Regions from separate parts of the Homo sapiens genome. Here region 2 is linked to region 1. A link is a loop called in an ENCODE intact Hi-C map of the cell type or tissue named here. Cell type or tissue: mammary epithelial cell. All regions are shown on one strand. Each heading gives the region's core, and the rest is flanking DNA. Links, peaks and the distances in the headings are about the cores only.

Region 1 (4,399 bases), core at 236-4,235:
TGGGTACTATCAGATTTGGGTTTGAATCATCCTCACTAATCTGCTCAGTCAAACTGCAGTGTGAGTCCTGGCAAATCCTTAGCACAGACATCGTTGGGGCAAATCCTCAGGTTGCACTGCTGTCTCTGCTATTTTTGATGGATGAAATGACCACTTTCCAGGGAATGAGACATCTGGGATGAACACCAGCTGCCCTGGAGTGTTTGCAGGTGATCCAGGAGGAATATTTGCCCATCTCCAAAACCACAGAGTGAGGGTCTGGTGGAAATGCATGCTTAGCCTCCAGCCACATCTGTGGGAGGAAAGCACAAAGTGTGTCTCAAAAATGACAATGAGGCTGCCTGGGTCAGCAAACCCATCAGTGAGATGCTGTCCAGCGATCAGGTATTCTGGTATTTGATACCCTTGTTTCTCCTTGTGATCAAAGAAAGGTAACTAGGCTGTGTTTAGATGCCCGCGCCCCACCCCACCCCCCCACCCCACTGCCATGCTTAAGCTGTCTGGCTAAATGGCCAATGCCCACCCCACAAACAAGGGACATTACAGAACAATGGAGCGTCTGCCTAGGAAAAATCTGCATCAGGACTCCTTTGTGATGTAGCTGTTTTACTCTAGTTCATTTTCCCTGTGCTGTATGCTTCTCATCCAGGGCTCAGCCACCTGGCAAATACCAGTTAAGCTTCATGGAATTCTGTCCTACAAGAGTACACAGAAGCTCTCAAATACATTTGAGACACTGCAGAAAAGGAATTTTCGCAGTATTCAGAAGAAATAATGGCAGGGGTTTTCTCCAAGTTCTTACCTTGTGTTCCAGGACATCATCTAGGAGGACAAGATGGATTTTCCTAGAATCCCAAAACAACGTAACACAATATGCTAGGAAAACCAGGATTCCACTCCTGGCTCCAATATTGACTAGCTGAGCAACCTTAGCTAAATGTTTTAACTCTCTAAGCCCTTACAAAATAAGGATAGTAACATTTACCTTGCCTACTTCCTAATCCAACAGCCTGCTGTAAAGATGAAATGAAAAATTCTATGGACAAATTCCATGGACAAGAGGTTTTTTTTTTTCTTAACTTTGAAACACAAAGTAAATATTAGTGAATATTAGTAGACTGCATGTCTTGTTATGCTACACCAAATTAGAATAACTCAAAAAAATATAAAATGTGAGAACCAAGTCAGAAAAAACCATCCCCCAGACCTCATGGCTCTGAAAGTAGTTGCTATCAATACCCAATGAAATAAATACTCACAGGATCGTTGACATTTATTGTTGAAAGGGAGCTGGGGAAGTCTTTAGTTGAAACAGTATAACATAGATGTGGAGAGTGTGGATTTTGTAGTAAGACTACGTAAGTTTGAATCTGGCTCTGCTACTAACTGCCTTGAGCAAATTACCTAATCTTACTTAAATCTCCACTCTTTGCCTTTAAAATTGCAATGATGATTGCACATACCTCATGGGGTTATTTTGGAGATGGACCAAGGTAATGAGTATAAAGTACTTAAATGCTGTCGTTAGTGCTTTTAAAATGCTCAATAAATGATAGATATCATTGTTTCATGGGGCTAATTGTTTTATGATGTGCAGAGAAAAGAAGTGGTTTATACAAAAAGAAAAAAAACTGAACTCAGATCTAATTCTTTCTTTAGGAGTCCATGTAGAATTTCATGTTTTCCATATGATTTAGAAAACATAGAATAACATTGGCTGAGTTTCTAGATATCCCCACTTATCATTGGGAGTGTTCATAACTTCTGTGCCCCAGTTCAAGTCCAGTGCTGAAAAAAATTAAAATTCAGTAAAATTTTTAAAAAGAAAAAACAGACTAAGGCAGATTGATGAGAGGGGGGCAGCTCACAGTAGCATTATGGACCTTCCCTGGCATCAAAGAGGTCATTTTCTGATGCCAATTTTATACCAGTTTTAAACAGAATTGAAATGCCATGAGATACCTTATCTTGAATTTGATCTGTTGCAAAGGTGTCTCCATAGATTAATTACTGGGTTTTCTTATGCGTGTCTTGGCATTGTCCCTGTCAGTTCAGCTACAGTGGTTACAGAAACATTCCTATGAGGCTATGTCATATCTCCAAAGACATCAGGTTCCTTCCCACCCCTGGCATCATGAATCTTATTCCACTCAGGAATAAGTGTCTCTGCTCTGCTTCATCCCAGATATAATCTAACAGAGACTCTTCCCTTTGGCCAGAATTGTTTGGGAAGTAAGCAGGGAAAAGGGCCTGTGTTCTGATGAGGCCAGAGCTAAGCCAGAAAGCTGAAGGAGAAAAAATCCTGTATCTGATTCCTGTAGCCAACATGGTTTTCCCTCTCTTCTCCATCTGCCAAAAAACACTTTTCTTCACTGAACAGAAGAAACATTCTCTCTTTCTATTATTCTCCAACAGCCCTGTAAGTCCAGAGCCAGCATCCTCTCACTGGATTTTAAGGCATCAATACACTGGGAATCCAGTGGGTCTGACTTTAATACTGGCCAAGAGCTGGGCTTTATTACCACAATACTGTGTCACCTATGATGTGTCTTTTGGCATGAGTTCCTGAAGAAGGGCACACTCATGTTAAAATCTGTACTCCTCCCAACAGGGATATTCCTCTCTGATGAGCCATAGCACTTAGTTTCTGCATCACGTGTTGGGCAACATTATTTCCTAATCCATCCATTCTATTGCTCTGTCACCCTGTTATTTCACTCTTCTGTAATTTGTCTTCTGCTTATCTCACTTCATCAACTAGATTTCACATTCCTTGAAAGCAAATCATGTAATGCTGTTGTCTTTTTATCTGTATTAAAGGTTTTGGTGGTGATGTTTAGCCAGAGCGCCTGGCATTTCTTCCTCTCCTGTATCAGTCACACAAATACAAAAGAAAAATAAAACAAGGCCAGGTGTGGTGGCTCATGCCTGTAATCTCAGTGCTTTGGGAGACCAAGGCAGGAGGATTGCTTAAAGCCAGGAGTTCAAGATCAGCAATGAATGATTAGCTCAAGAAAGTTGGGGAATTATGTTAATCACATAATACCCACTCCACAGGAAGAAAGAAGTAATACTTCTTCCTTCCTGGTTGAGAAAAAGAAACTTTTATAAAACTGTTTTCTCTTCTCCAGTTTTCTTCCAACTCTAACCTTTCCCATCACCAAGACAACCTTTATAACAAAAGGGATAAAAAGAGAGGCTTCCTATGTTTGTACCACTGAAGAGCTTTGTCTCAGCATGGAGGTATTCCATTGCTTACAACATCCCAAAATAGTCCTTAGCTAGAATCCTCAGCAACCAATCGGCTTTGAAAGAGTCACATTGCCTAAGTTATATATAGATAGATAGATACAGATATTGATATATATAGATTCTATATATATACATATAGAGAGAGAAAGAAAGATGCAGAAAATGGCAAAGCGATTGTAAAACAATTAATTGGTATATCAGAAGAAAAGAAAAGAAAGATACTATGCAAAAAATATGGCCCCTCACACCCATTCTCTCTTGAAAGCAATGATGTTGGATCCCTCCCTGAGAGTTCTACTTGAACAGGAAATTTTCACACAGTTAATATTAGACCTCTAGGGCATCCAGTCTATTCATGCACTTCAACGTTTCAAACCATGCCTCTCCTCTGATCCTTTGAAAGTAGCTGCCTGGAGTGCTGTACTGGGGATTCTCATAAAAAGATCAGGTTCACTATGACAGCGCTGTGATAGATTAGCAATGTCTGCTATGGACAAAGTAGAGGACAGTATCCGCATGGATGCCAGGGGTTTGTTAGCCCTAAAATACACGTTCCAAACTGGAAATATCAATAAAGTAGCATGGAAAACCTGAGGAGGGGCATTAAAAAATATTTTCAAAGGTAACTGTATTTTTAGCTAGGCCTGAAAGAGGGACAAAATTTCAGTGTGTGGATTAGAGGGGCAACCTGACAGCTGAAATTGAATAGCATAAATAAAAGCACAGAGGCAGAGAAATTGGGGCTTTTGCAACTTTAAGAAATAAATCATGGACTATTGTGGGTGGTGGGTTCAAGAGATGATGGTGACCCAGGGTCCAGTCCAATGATGTCCGGTAGAAATACAATGTGATCCACATGAATAATTTTTTTATTATTTTGAGACAGTGTCTTGCTTTGTCACCCAGGCTGGAGTGTGGTGGCACAATCTCTGCTCACTACAACCTCTGCCTCCCAGGCTCAAGCGATCCTCCCACCTCAGTATTTTTTGTAGAGACAGGGTTTTGCCATGTACTTCAGACTGGTCTTGAACTCCTAGGCTCAAGCAATCCACCCACCTCAGCCTCCCAAAGTGCTGGGATTACAGATATGAGCCACCGAGCCAGCCAACATGTACAATTTTAAATTTTCCAGTTGCCACATTAAAAA
Region 2 (4,399 bases), core at 174-4,173, 93 kb before region 1:
AAAGAAATGGGATCCAACCAGAGTATGTCAATCAAATTGCAAATGACTTTTAATGAGTCCTACATAGTCAAGCAGATTTTCTTCAGTACCTTTTTGTGGTGGTGGTGGTTGGGGGACAGGGTAAGGGGACTCAAAGGAGAGAACTAAGAATGACATAATTTCTGTACTTCACTTAACCTTTGTCCTACCCCGTGGGTAGGAGAGCTCCTACCCCTTGGGGCACATTTGACAGTGTCTCTGAACTCTCCTATTACCCAGTTTGGCTCCACAGACCACCAAGACAGTGCTTAGCCACACTCTGTCATTCTTCCAATCATCAAATATAAACCTGAGTACCTCCTATGCACTTGGCATTGTGGTAAGTAAGGTGTGAGTAATCATAATTAGAGCAAAATAAAATAAATATAAAATAGGAATGTACGCAATATGCCTTGGCAAGGAAGGAGATAGCTTCATGGAGAAGGTCTCTTTGCTGAGACTTAATTCAATAGAAAGACCCATTAGAATAGTGCTTTTGAGGGCCCTTGCTTTGAATGCAAACAAACCTGGTGTATTAGTTGTGGCTCTACAGAGAAACAGAACTAATGAGATAAATAGATATGTAATTTATTATAAGGAATTGGCTCACATGATTATGAAGCCTGAGAAGTCCCATTATCAGAAGACCCAGGAAGCCAGTGGTATAGTTCTGAGAACCAGAGAGCTTATGATGTAAGTTCCAGTTAAAGAAGGCTGATGTTCCAGCTCAAGTAGTCAGGCAGAGAGAGTAAATTCCCCCTTCCTCCAAATTTTGCTCTATTCAGGCCCTCAATGGATTGGATCATGCCCACCTACACTGGGGAGGACCATTTGCTTTCCTCAGCCCACTGTTTCAAATGCTGATCTCACCTGAAAACACTCTCACAGACATACCAAGAAATAATATTTAATCTGGGCACCTCATGTCCCATCAAGTTGACATGTAAAATTAACCATCATACCTGGCACTAAAGTACTTACAACCAGGACACAGTATCAGTGTAACAGATAACTTATTTGAAGGAGGCAACTGAGATGCCTTTGAACAACAGAGAATGCATATATTTTAAGTAGATCTTTTTTTTTTTTTTTTGAGACTGAGTTTCACTCCTGTCTCACAGGTTGGAGTATAATGATGCAATCTTGGTCACTGCATACTCCGCCTCCCAGGTTCAAGCAATTCTCCTGCCTCAGCCTCCCAAGTAGCTGGGATTACAGGTGCCCTCCACCACGCCCAGTTCATTTTTGTATTTTTAGTAGAGATGGGGTTTCACCATGTTGGCCAGGCTGGTCTTGAACTCCTGACATCAAGTGATCCACCCATCTTGGCCTCCCAAAGTGCTGGGATTACAGGCGTGAGCCACCATGCCCAGCCTAAGCAGGTCTTTTAATGTTTCCCTGGCTCTAGTCTTGCTCCTTTGCAATCTAGCAGAAGTTGCAATCTTTCCAAAGGACAGATCCAATGTCACTGCTAAAATTCCTCCTCCACTTGCCTGAACCCATCAAAAGCCCACGTGCAGCTTCCAAAGCTCTCTGCTAGTACTAGCCAAGTGTGCTGATCAACCTGCAGCTCACCTCCAGCTTCATCACCCTCCACACCTACATTCCAGCCACCTGAGTTTCCCCAGAATGATACGATCATTCCTGCCATTGCACAAAGTATTCTTACCGCCTGGATGCTCTCTTGCATGCCTCACGTTTTTCCACATGTTGAAAGCTGAGTCTAAATTCAAGACTCAGGTTAAATGTGGCCTCCTTGGGGAACCTTTCCCAGGCCCGAGGCAGAGGTAACACTCTATGTTCTATCTTACAAGCACTCTGGGTTCTTCATTCCATTATAACTCTCAGGATGCTGGCTCCCCTGTGAGGACAGTAATGTGTTTTCATTTCTGAATGCCCAGTCCCTAACACAAGAGTCCAAGCTTTTTTCTGCAAAAAGCCAAATAGTAAATATTTTAGGCTTTGCAGGTCACACGTGGGCTTCGTAACAACTACTTACCTCTGCCACTGTGGCGTAAAAGCAGCTATATACAATAGTAAGGGAATAGGCTTGGCTATGTTCCAATAAAACATTATTTAGTTTGCCAACAACTGTGCCCTAACAGAACCTTGGGCACACAGCAGATGTAGGTGAATGACTAGCAAAGCAGGACTCCTCTGCCCTTTATTTTGAAGGGAGGGTAGAATCCAGCTCTGTTGATGGATGGCATTTCACCTTTCCTCTCTACTAACTGAAATGTGAAGCCTGAAGTTTGCAAGAAGGGATGAAAATGTGCATAAGAGCAGAAAGGGTCTCTGAGAGGTCGTATCAAGATTAATCTCTTCCCTCTAAGGTTCAAAGGTATCCAAACATCAAAATATGTGGGGGAAGACCTAGGGTGCCCCAATTGAGGCCTATTAGCAGAAATTATCTAACAAGTCTCTTGAGATAAAATCACAATAAATCTGTGCCAAGACATTGTTTTTGGATTTGCCAAAAAGCTAACCTCAGACCATTGCCAAACCATATATTTGAACAACATATGTACTTATAACTCTCAGGCAATGTGTTGAGCTAATTGAAAAGTCTGGCTAGAGAAACTGTTCTCCTGAGTCAAGGCTCTCATTAGGCACCTGTCCCTGAGTATTACTCAGGACAGATTTTTCTTCCAATCCTTTTCACATTCTGCCACACGTCAGTCTTCCCTCAAACCCTGTGGAGTGGCCCTCGCGGTAGTCTGCCTTTCTATGAAGCACTAGGCAGCAGTTGCATGCACAGTAGAGAACAGGCCTGTGGTCAGAAAGACTGAACTTGGACTGACAATCTGGATTAAGTTAGCATCCTGAGGTTCTTGTATTTATTATGAGAAGAGAATTCTCAGAGGAAAAACTGCATTTCCTGCTACTATAAGCAGATAGGATAATGAATATTGCATATTGATGCATCCCTGTCAAATGACGTTTATCTGCCCTAAAAAACTAATAATGCAGTCCAGGCACAGTGGCTCACACCTGTAATTTCAGCACTTTGGGAGGCTGAGGCAGGTGGATCACCTGAGCTCAGGAGTTAGAGACCAGCCTGATCTACGTGATGAAACCCCATCTCTACTAAAAATACAAAAATAAGCTGGGCATGGTGGTGGGTGCTTGTAATCCCAGCTACTTGAGAGACTGAGGCAGGAGAATTGCTTGAACCTGGGAGGCAGAGGTTGCAGTGAGCCAAGGATTGTGCCATTGCACTCCAGCCTGGGTGACAGAGCAAGACTCCATTTAAAAAAAAAAAAAAAGAAAGAAAAAAAAACACCTAATAATGCAGCCCCTCCCATTACAAAGTTATGAATGATGGAACACATGAACAGTACAAGAAACATGTCTGAAACAGAATTCCAAATCTTTGGCTTCAAAATGTTCTAAATTAAACATCCCTGAGTACTTCCTCTGGCCTGACTTCCTACATATGCCCTGTATAATTTTTTGCACCATGATGTGAAATACACAGCAAGCTGGTTACATGAGACTTGACATGGCTAATACCCTTTTTAAATTGTTTTGCCCTTGATGAGTACAAGTTCCTACTCCATAGGCCCCTGCAATCCAAATATCACCACAGTCATACTTTTGGCATAGCATTCAATAGCTTTCCCAAAAACTGTCAAGATCAAAGAAGTGACAGTGTTACATTTCATCACAGTGCATCTCTCAAGTATAACCCAATTGTTTTTCTCAGTGGCCACTAAATCTGTCCGTCAGTCTCCACAGGCTTCTCTGAGTTACCCTACACCATCACTGCCCCAGCCTCCAACACCAGGAAATAACTTCACTAAGCTCTTTCAAAGAAAATTATATAAATATTAAAAAGGCTGACAGGCTGATCAGAATAGGCATTTGTTATTATGAGATTTGTAAATCAATTTATGAACTGTGTGACATATAGGTAGAGGAATCAAGAGGCAATAACCATTTTATGGGGGAAGATCATAAACCTGTCAACTGTTCTATCCCTATGTGCATAAGAGACTGCTCTGGTGCCAAAAATTGATGCTGTCACAGACCTCATACAACAAAGCTAATGCGTTTCTAATTTTACTATTAGTGCTGTCTTTGTAATAGCCCCTCTCCAAAAAAGGATTTCATTCCTTCTGACATTTCCAATATGGTTGTTGTTTACACAGCTGAGTAGAAGTAACTTCCTCTCAGCAAGCCAGCAAAGATTTGTGCCTCAATTTTGACACTCATTTTGCATCCCAGAGTTCCTGAAATCAGCATTCCCAGGGCCCTCAGCATGTGCCTTTAATCACTGGTCTCTGGATCCCTCTCAGATGCTATTTGGTGTTTAAACACTCTTCTATTTTTCCAGAAAGTCCTATGAAATGCCATTCTGTGACACAGCAGAAGAGCTCCT

The links. Peaks named below come from ENCODE experiments on the same cell type or tissue, not always from the same donor. Only the 100,000 strongest peaks of a DNase experiment are listed, where the experiment ranks them.
Region 2: a loop joins it to region 1, with 12 times the contacts of the local background. A loop is called at or near these places in 1 of 110 quality-filtered maps.

Annotation. Positions count from the first base shown.
Region 1 is chr11:36,773,047-36,777,445 of GRCh38, reverse strand. All of the region lies in intron 3 of LOC107984326 (a long non-coding RNA gene), which reads right to left. Among named protein-coding and RNA genes, the nearest start is that of RAG2, 180 kb to the right of the region's middle. In mammary epithelial cell, for the core only: no CTCF peak of the experiment used is centred there; DNase peaks (open chromatin) are centred at 2,075 and 2,685; H3K27ac peaks cover 1,001 bases.
Region 2 is chr11:36,865,818-36,870,216 of GRCh38, reverse strand. No RefSeq gene overlaps it. Among named protein-coding and RNA genes, the nearest start is that of RAG2, 270 kb to the right of the region's middle. In mammary epithelial cell, for the core only: no CTCF peak of the experiment used is centred there; no DNase peak of the experiment used is centred there.